Linked DNA regions of Homo sapiens: region 1 is linked to region 2. Evidence: chromatin contacts called from ENCODE Hi-C or POLR2A ChIA-PET data. All regions are on one chromosome and are shown on one strand. Each heading gives the region's core, a stretch centred on a gene start or an enhancer-like site at or near the end of the contact. The rest is flanking DNA. Distances are from core to core; before and after follow the strand shown.

The links. Hi-C counts contacts between places; a loop is a spot of excess contacts on that map. ChIA-PET counts read pairs that join two places held with the same protein, here RNA polymerase II (POLR2A). Pooled maps may share reads with other maps.
Region 1: a pooled map shows a loop between it and region 2 (2.1-fold over the local background). The contact joins two enhancer-like sites. A Hi-C loop is called at or near these places in 1 of 37 single-sample maps with no recorded cell type and 2 of 50 pooled maps. POLR2A ChIA-PET finds 5 or more read pairs at or near these places in 1 of 52 experiments (A673).

What each region holds. Positions count from the first base shown.
Region 1 is chr3:192,831,998-192,835,446 of GRCh38, forward strand. The region is part of intron 1 of MB21D2 (Mab-21 domain containing 2); the gene reads right to left. Among named protein-coding and RNA genes, the nearest start is that of MB21D2, 84 kb to the right of the region's middle. Within about 2 kb of position 1,699, at least 4 of the 41 ENCODE cell types and tissues checked have a DNase peak (open chromatin) inside an H3K27ac peak, as active enhancers do.
Region 2 is chr3:191,251,302-191,254,781 of GRCh38, forward strand. All of the region lies in intron 4 of OSTN (osteocrin), which reads left to right. Among named protein-coding and RNA genes, the nearest start is that of OSTN-AS1, 18 kb to the left of the region's middle. Within about 2 kb of position 1,895, at least 3 of the 41 ENCODE cell types and tissues checked have a DNase peak (open chromatin) inside an H3K27ac peak, as active enhancers do.

The sequences.
Region 1 (3,449 bases), core at 449-2,948, 1.6 Mb after region 2:
ATGACTGCTACAAAGCCCAGCTGAGAGGAAAAAAAACAGTCAAGGAGAACCATCCACAGCAGTGTTCCTTAAACCTGTTTGAGCATAAGAAATCACTTGGTGCCTTTGATAAATACACACCCAGGCCCCTTGCCTAGAGACTCTGATTCAGTAAATCTGCAGCTGGCATTGGAATCTGTATTTTAACAAGGGCCCCAGGCAGTTCTTACGAACACACAAGTTTCAAAACACTGATCTAAACAAGATAATATTGACACACTTACTGATATTTTTTCTTGGATCAAACTGTAATAGAAAATCACAAACCTAGATTGCCTTAGTTACATCTCCTCCCCATATAAAAATGCTTTCAACTAAGTGAAAGATTTTACTGAAGGCCAATGCAAAAAACTTGTCTTACCAAGTAAAGTTTATCATCAGCTGGAAAACTTACTTAAGTGATGGCAAATTACACTATTCAATGTTTATAATATTTAAAAATCTGCATAATAAGGATATGAAAGAGTATGTCTCGCCAGGTGCGGTGGGTCACGCCTGTAATCCCAGCACCTTGAGAGGCTGAGGCGGGCGGATCACGAGGTCAAGAGATTGAGACCAGCCTGGCCAACATGGTGAAACCCCATCGCTACTAAAAATACAAAAATTAGCTGGACGTGGTGGCGTGTGCCTGTAGTCCCAGCTACTCGGGAGGCTGGGGCAGGAGAATCACTTGGACCCGGGAGGCGGAGGTTGCAGTGAGCCGAGAGATCGAGCCACTGCACTCCAGCCTGGGCAACAGAATGAAACTCTGCCTGGAAAAGAAAAAGGGGACCGGGGGGAAGAGTACATCTACTGACAGACCTGTCTCTTTTAAATCAATCAATAAAAGTTGCTAGGCAACCATATTTTCCTTTTTTGCATAGACTGCCAGGAATCTTTTATCTAAAATTTATGCCCTCAAACAATAGCTATCTACCTATGTCAAATAAAACATTTCCTGTGAGATGTTAGCTTTGCCCTGTATTTTAATGGACACATTATAGTAAAATCTTTTTCCTTTAGACCTTTTTTTTTTTGGAAGAAAGCAGAAAACAAATTTTGAAGTCAATAATGTTAGGTCATTTTTGTTGTTGTTTCTAATCACATTCAGACTAAACAACTGTAACACAATTTCTAGCAATTCTTCCTTCAGTTGCTCAGGTTGTCTCCCCTCGTGGCAATCCCTTGGCCTGCTTTTAAAACACAAAACAAATGCTAACCCTATCTTGGCAAGGAAAGTCAATGACTCATTCAAGCCAAAGAGTTAAGAGACTAAACAAAAAATAATTTTAGCGCAGCTCCTCAAAAGGCTCTTCTTTTCTCTCTCAGATGTACAACATAATTTTCTGACAATCTGACGCAACTATGGCAGCACATTCAAGCCATTAAAAATCTTTTTTCTGCAAAAACAAAACAAAAACAAAAAACTTCCACTTCATTTTTAAACATCTCATTTGTGTGCCTTCAGTTTCGCAACAGAAATTCATCCTTGACCTAAACTTCTAAATATTCCACAAACAATAATTAAGTCACTAGGACCCTGCTGTGAAAAGGGCATTTTCTGACAGATGGGCTACGAAGTCAGAGCACAAAAATAGATTCTATGCTTTTCCAGCCTTACAGAGCAAGGAGACGTGGGGCAAGGGTTTCCATAATCAACCTTCAGAACAACCCTAGAACTCTGGGTGCACGTAGTGTCTCAAAAGGACATGACTAAGTTGTCAATACTTTAGAGCGTGGGATAGTGTTACTCGCTGTTGTTGCAATGAAGTTTTTCAATCTCTATGATTCTTCTCCTACCAGCCTGGCTGCCCAGGCTAACTTCACCCTCTTCTCCTTCTAGGGAAAGGTCTTTTCCTCTGTTGAGTCCTGCAGACTTCCCTCTCTTTCCATCAAGGCTAATCCCATCCTCCCCTGTATTCCCATGACACTCACAATATGGCATCACAAATGGTTGTCTCATATGTCTGTCTCTGCTACTGAACCAAGCAGCTTGAGGTCAACGATCTCAGTTCATTCATCTTTGAATTGCAGGACCAATCACACTGCAGGTACATGGTACATGGCAGGTACTCTGCCAATTTGTGTGAATGAATGAATCGAGTTCAGCAACACTGAGGTCCCTCAGATTCTCTGACTCAAATCCAGTTATGAGGCCGGGCATGGTGGCTCACACCTATAGTCCCAGCTACTCAGGAGGCTGATGTAGGAGAATCGCTTGAACCCAGGAAGTGGAAGTTGCAGTGAGCCAAGATCATGCCATTGCACTCCAGCCCAGACGACAAAGCGAGACTGCATCTCAAAAAAAAAAAACCAAACAAAACAAAACAAACAAAAAAACCCAAATCCAGTTATGATGCAAATAAGGACATGAGGACTGAGGAAGTAATTTTCCCCAGTTATATCAAAAAAAAAAAAAAAAAAGAAGAAGAAAGAAAAAAGACAAAAATCCAGATTTTCTCATCCCCATTCCACTGCTTTTCTATCATGCCTCCTCTTTGCACATGCTGTTTCTCCTGTGGGGCCACTCCTTTTTGTGTCTTCTGCCACTACTTTTCCGACCTTCCTGAGGTTTCTTAGCCCCTCCCAAGTCCTTCACATCTCAGCCAAGGAACAAAAACAAGGAAACCAAACACCACAAAGAAGTGCCAGCTGTTCTACCGTGAGAGCAAGACAAACTGGGAACACAAATGCAATGCTGGCAGAATTTCTTTCTGGGATAGACTGAAATGTTCCTTGAATTGCGCAGACAATTACTTTCTACCACAGGTACAGATGTTTGAGAGGATTGTTCTTTTTTTTTTTTTTTTTTTTGAGACAGAGTCTTGCTCTGACGCAGGCTGGAGTGCAGTGGCACGATCTCAGCTCACTGCAACCTCTGCCTCCCTGGTTCAAGCGATTCTCCTGCCTCAGCCTCCCGAGTAGCTGGGACTACAGGCGCATGCCACCATGCCCAGCTAATTTTTGTATTTTTAGTAGAGACAGGGTTTCACCATGTTGGCCAGGATGGTCTCAATCTCTTGACCTCGTGATCAGCTCACATCAGCCTCCCAAAGTGCTGGGATGACAGGCGTGAGCCACCACGCCTGGCCGATTGTTCACATTTTATTTGGCCAGGGATCTTTAGAAAGTGTCTTTAAAAAAAAAAAAAAAAAAAAGCTGGGTGCGGTGGCTTAAGCCTGTAATCCCAGCACTTTGGGAGGCTGAGGCGGGCAGCTCACGAGGTCAGGAGATCAAGACCATCCTGGCTAGCACGGTGAAACACCGTCTCTACAAAAAAATACAAAAAAATTAGCTGGGTGTGGTGGCGGGCACCTGTAGTCCCAGCTACTCGGGAGGTTGAGGCAAGAGAATGGCGTGAACCTGGGAGGTGGAGCTTGCAGTGAGCTGAAATCGCACCACTGCACTCCAGCCTGGGCGACACAGCGAGA
Region 2 (3,480 bases), core at 645-3,144:
ACTAAATAAATGTTTTTTGAAGGTGAAATCTTAGCAATATGTTTTCTTCCAATAGGACTTATAGAAGGTGCATGCCCGCTCCCTAACAAATAAGACAAACTGGAACTGCTTTAACAATCTGAGGCTAGAGCAGAGGGAATTTTGCCTTCTGCTTCTCTCGAGATAATCCTTAGACCAATAATTTAGAGGCCCCAAAAGTATCATATTAGCCCTGATCTTGTCTTAATTTAAATCATCCCATTTTTTCCCTCCTCCTCATGCTCTAAAACCACAATAAATAGTCAGTATTTTTTCTCAACTCTCTCGTTCTCAAAATCACTCAGTTAAAATAAATTTCATTATCATGGAGTTGTTTAATGAACCTCTGCAGTTAATGAATGTCTATAGATACAAGAGAACTTACTGAATACTGCCAAGAACACTGCCTTTTAATCAGCATCATCTTCAAAACAGGTTGAACATTATTTCTTCGTATCTAGAGATATACCAAGTATGGTCACTCTTCAAGGTTGTTAAAAATTGCCACATTATATTTGAGTAGAAACTAGCTAATTGCTGTTTAAAAACCAAGTAACTCTTTGAGTCCTCCAGTTTCTTGATGTTCTGAGAACATTATGACAGTGAGATAAAATTAATTAACTTTGATTGGTTTCCACATATACCTTTACCACCCTTGATTATCACCCATTTCAACATTTTTTAGTTCAACCACAACGAGTTATGTTAAACAAATTATACAGAGAACTCATTTTCATATGATTTTTTTTTGGTTTTTTTGAGACGGAGTCTCACTCTTTTATCAGGCTGAAGTGCAGTTGCGTGATCTCGGCTCACTGCAACCTCTGCCTCCCGGGTTCAAGCAATTCTCCTGCCTCAGCCTCCCAAGCATCTGGGACTACAGGCGTGCGCCACCACGCCCAGTTACTTTTTTAAAAATATATTTTTAGTAGATATGGGGTTTCACCATGTTGGCCAGGATGGTCTCGATCTCCTGACCTTGTGATTCTCCTGCCTCGGCCTCCCAAAGTGCTGGGATTACAGGAGTGAGCCACTGGGCTCAGCCTTGAATTTTTATATGAAGACTGAGACCATAGAAATTTCAGCAACTACCAAACTATGAAGACAATTGAATTAATACAATGCTTCCTGAATCACTGTTGGGTGAAATCCAAATTTGTATGTTGTGTCCTTCTCTTAGCAAACTTTGTTAAGCATCTTGATAATCACTGTTCTTATATTAAAATCTCAAGGTGAGAATATCACAAAAGAATCGATTTAGAAAAGAATTTATCATATATTTGCTCTTTCCCGTTCATCAGTCATTGTGGGTTCACCTGTTCGACCGTTTTGTTTCTATTTATTTTCCATCACTGTCACCAAGATTTCTCTCAGACATTTGTTTACTTCCTCATGTGAAGTTTCATGTTATGTAGTTTATGAATAACAAAAGACATGAGATGATAATATATTTCTAATTTCCAATCTAATTTTCAAAGTTACTTTTTATATTTTTATCTACTGTCAACAATATTCCTTTGAATTAAACAGGGGATGTATCATTTAACAGAGAGCAGCTTAAAAGTCATTAAATACTGTTCACACAGTAATACAGCTGAGAGGTTCAAAAACATAAAGTTTCATTTAATCCAACCCCATTTTTTAAAACAATTCAGGAAAATGGAGCTGCAAGAGGAAATTGTCCCAAATTTTATAGACTCTTGGGCAGAGCAAAATCTGGGGTCCGGGTCTTTGGACTTATAGGCCAACATTCTCTTCGTGACCCAAAAGGCCTTCTTGGTGCTAAGTTTTCATTGTTGGATGCTAAATTCATTGGTTATACATTTCTAAGACGAACAGAAATGGTATCTCGCACTTTACAAAAATCTTTGTTTCACTTCTGTGCAGGTTGATGGATTTACTTTTGGAGCAGGTTTATTTGTGGGTTTTCATCTTCCGGGTTTCACTTTAACACTTCCTATTAAAAGTAAAACTGCTATCTAATTATGGAAGTTTTGCTTCATTCGAGGTGAAGTCTGGAACAGCTGCTCTATGATGCCTACTATAGGGGCCAAATGCCCGCTGAGGTTTTGCTAACAGTCACTGACATGAGGCAGATGGATACATACGAGAAAAGTCACACAAATTTATTTAACATTTATACCTGGGAGGCTTAAGGATGAAGACCTCAACTTTCCAGGGGGTATAGATGCTTATATAACATCTTAAGGTTACAGAAAGAATGCAGACTCAGCATGACCACAACCAGGTTTTAATAATAGTTTCAAGACAGGCTATGGGAGAGAGAATGGAAGAGGCTTGGCTAGCAAAGGTGGATTTGTTATGTAGATGAAACCTCATTGGCAGCAGCCCTCAGAGAATTTAGATGGTGAATGTTTATTTTCAGTAGTTTAAAGGTACCAAACTCTCAGCTAATCTTTCCTAGATCTGGACAAGGGAAGGGCTGGTTGCATTAATGCAAATTCTCTACAGATCTACAGATGCAAATTTCCCCCACAGAAGACACATTTTCAGGATCACTTCAGAATATGTTAAAGAAATATATTTTGGAGTAAAATACTTTTTATTTACTTCAATCCCCACTTTGAAACTTAAAAAGCGTTTCACATATTAAAAGCCAAACTAACAGCTTTGGAGAGATTTGGATTAGAGGTTGTTAGATAGAAATAGACAAAAGATGGAAAGACAAATTGGGATAAACAGAAAAAAGTAAATTTAAATATATTATCTCAAGTCTTGTTTAGTCAGTCTCTTAGTCCTGAGAATAGATCAGTTCAGTTAAATAGCTGTGTCCCATTCCAGAAGGTGGCATGGGAGTTGGACTAGGCCTCTATATGTGATGCAGATAAACAGATCTTTAATAAGAAGTATTTCTAAGGAAATAGAAAAAAACAAGGGTTAAACAGAGGTTAAAAACTGTCTAGAGCAGTCTATAGACTAGTTTTTCTAGAGTCTCTGAAGCATCTTCAGAATGCAATGGCAATATGCCAGATTATTCTGAATTGTGTTACAAAATAGGGTTTCAAGTGAACTTTCTGAGAAGTCCGTATCAGCAGGCGTGAAGGTTGTTTACATATAAGTGGCTGTTATTTCTCTCAAAATTTAAATTGTCTAACTTCAGTCTGCCGGGCTTTATGAAAAGCACAGTTTTAATTTCTAGAGATTTCAGGTTAGAAAAAAATGGAAGAAAAAATTAAAAACCTTAGTTTGGAGACTTGTAGCCAAGAAAGAATTCAAGATTCAGTCCAAACTATAGGCAAATAATAAAAACTCAAAAACAATGAATAAGGCTAGAATCTAACAACAGGTGTCTGTATAGTTTTCTTTTGAAAGATAATTTTTCTCTCTCCACTTCCCCATTTCTACCAAAGATAAGTCATAGTCCTTATTTATTTGCAAAATAAGTTTTAGTCATATTATATATTCTACTTGGTCTGATTATTTGCATGAAGTACAGCAAAA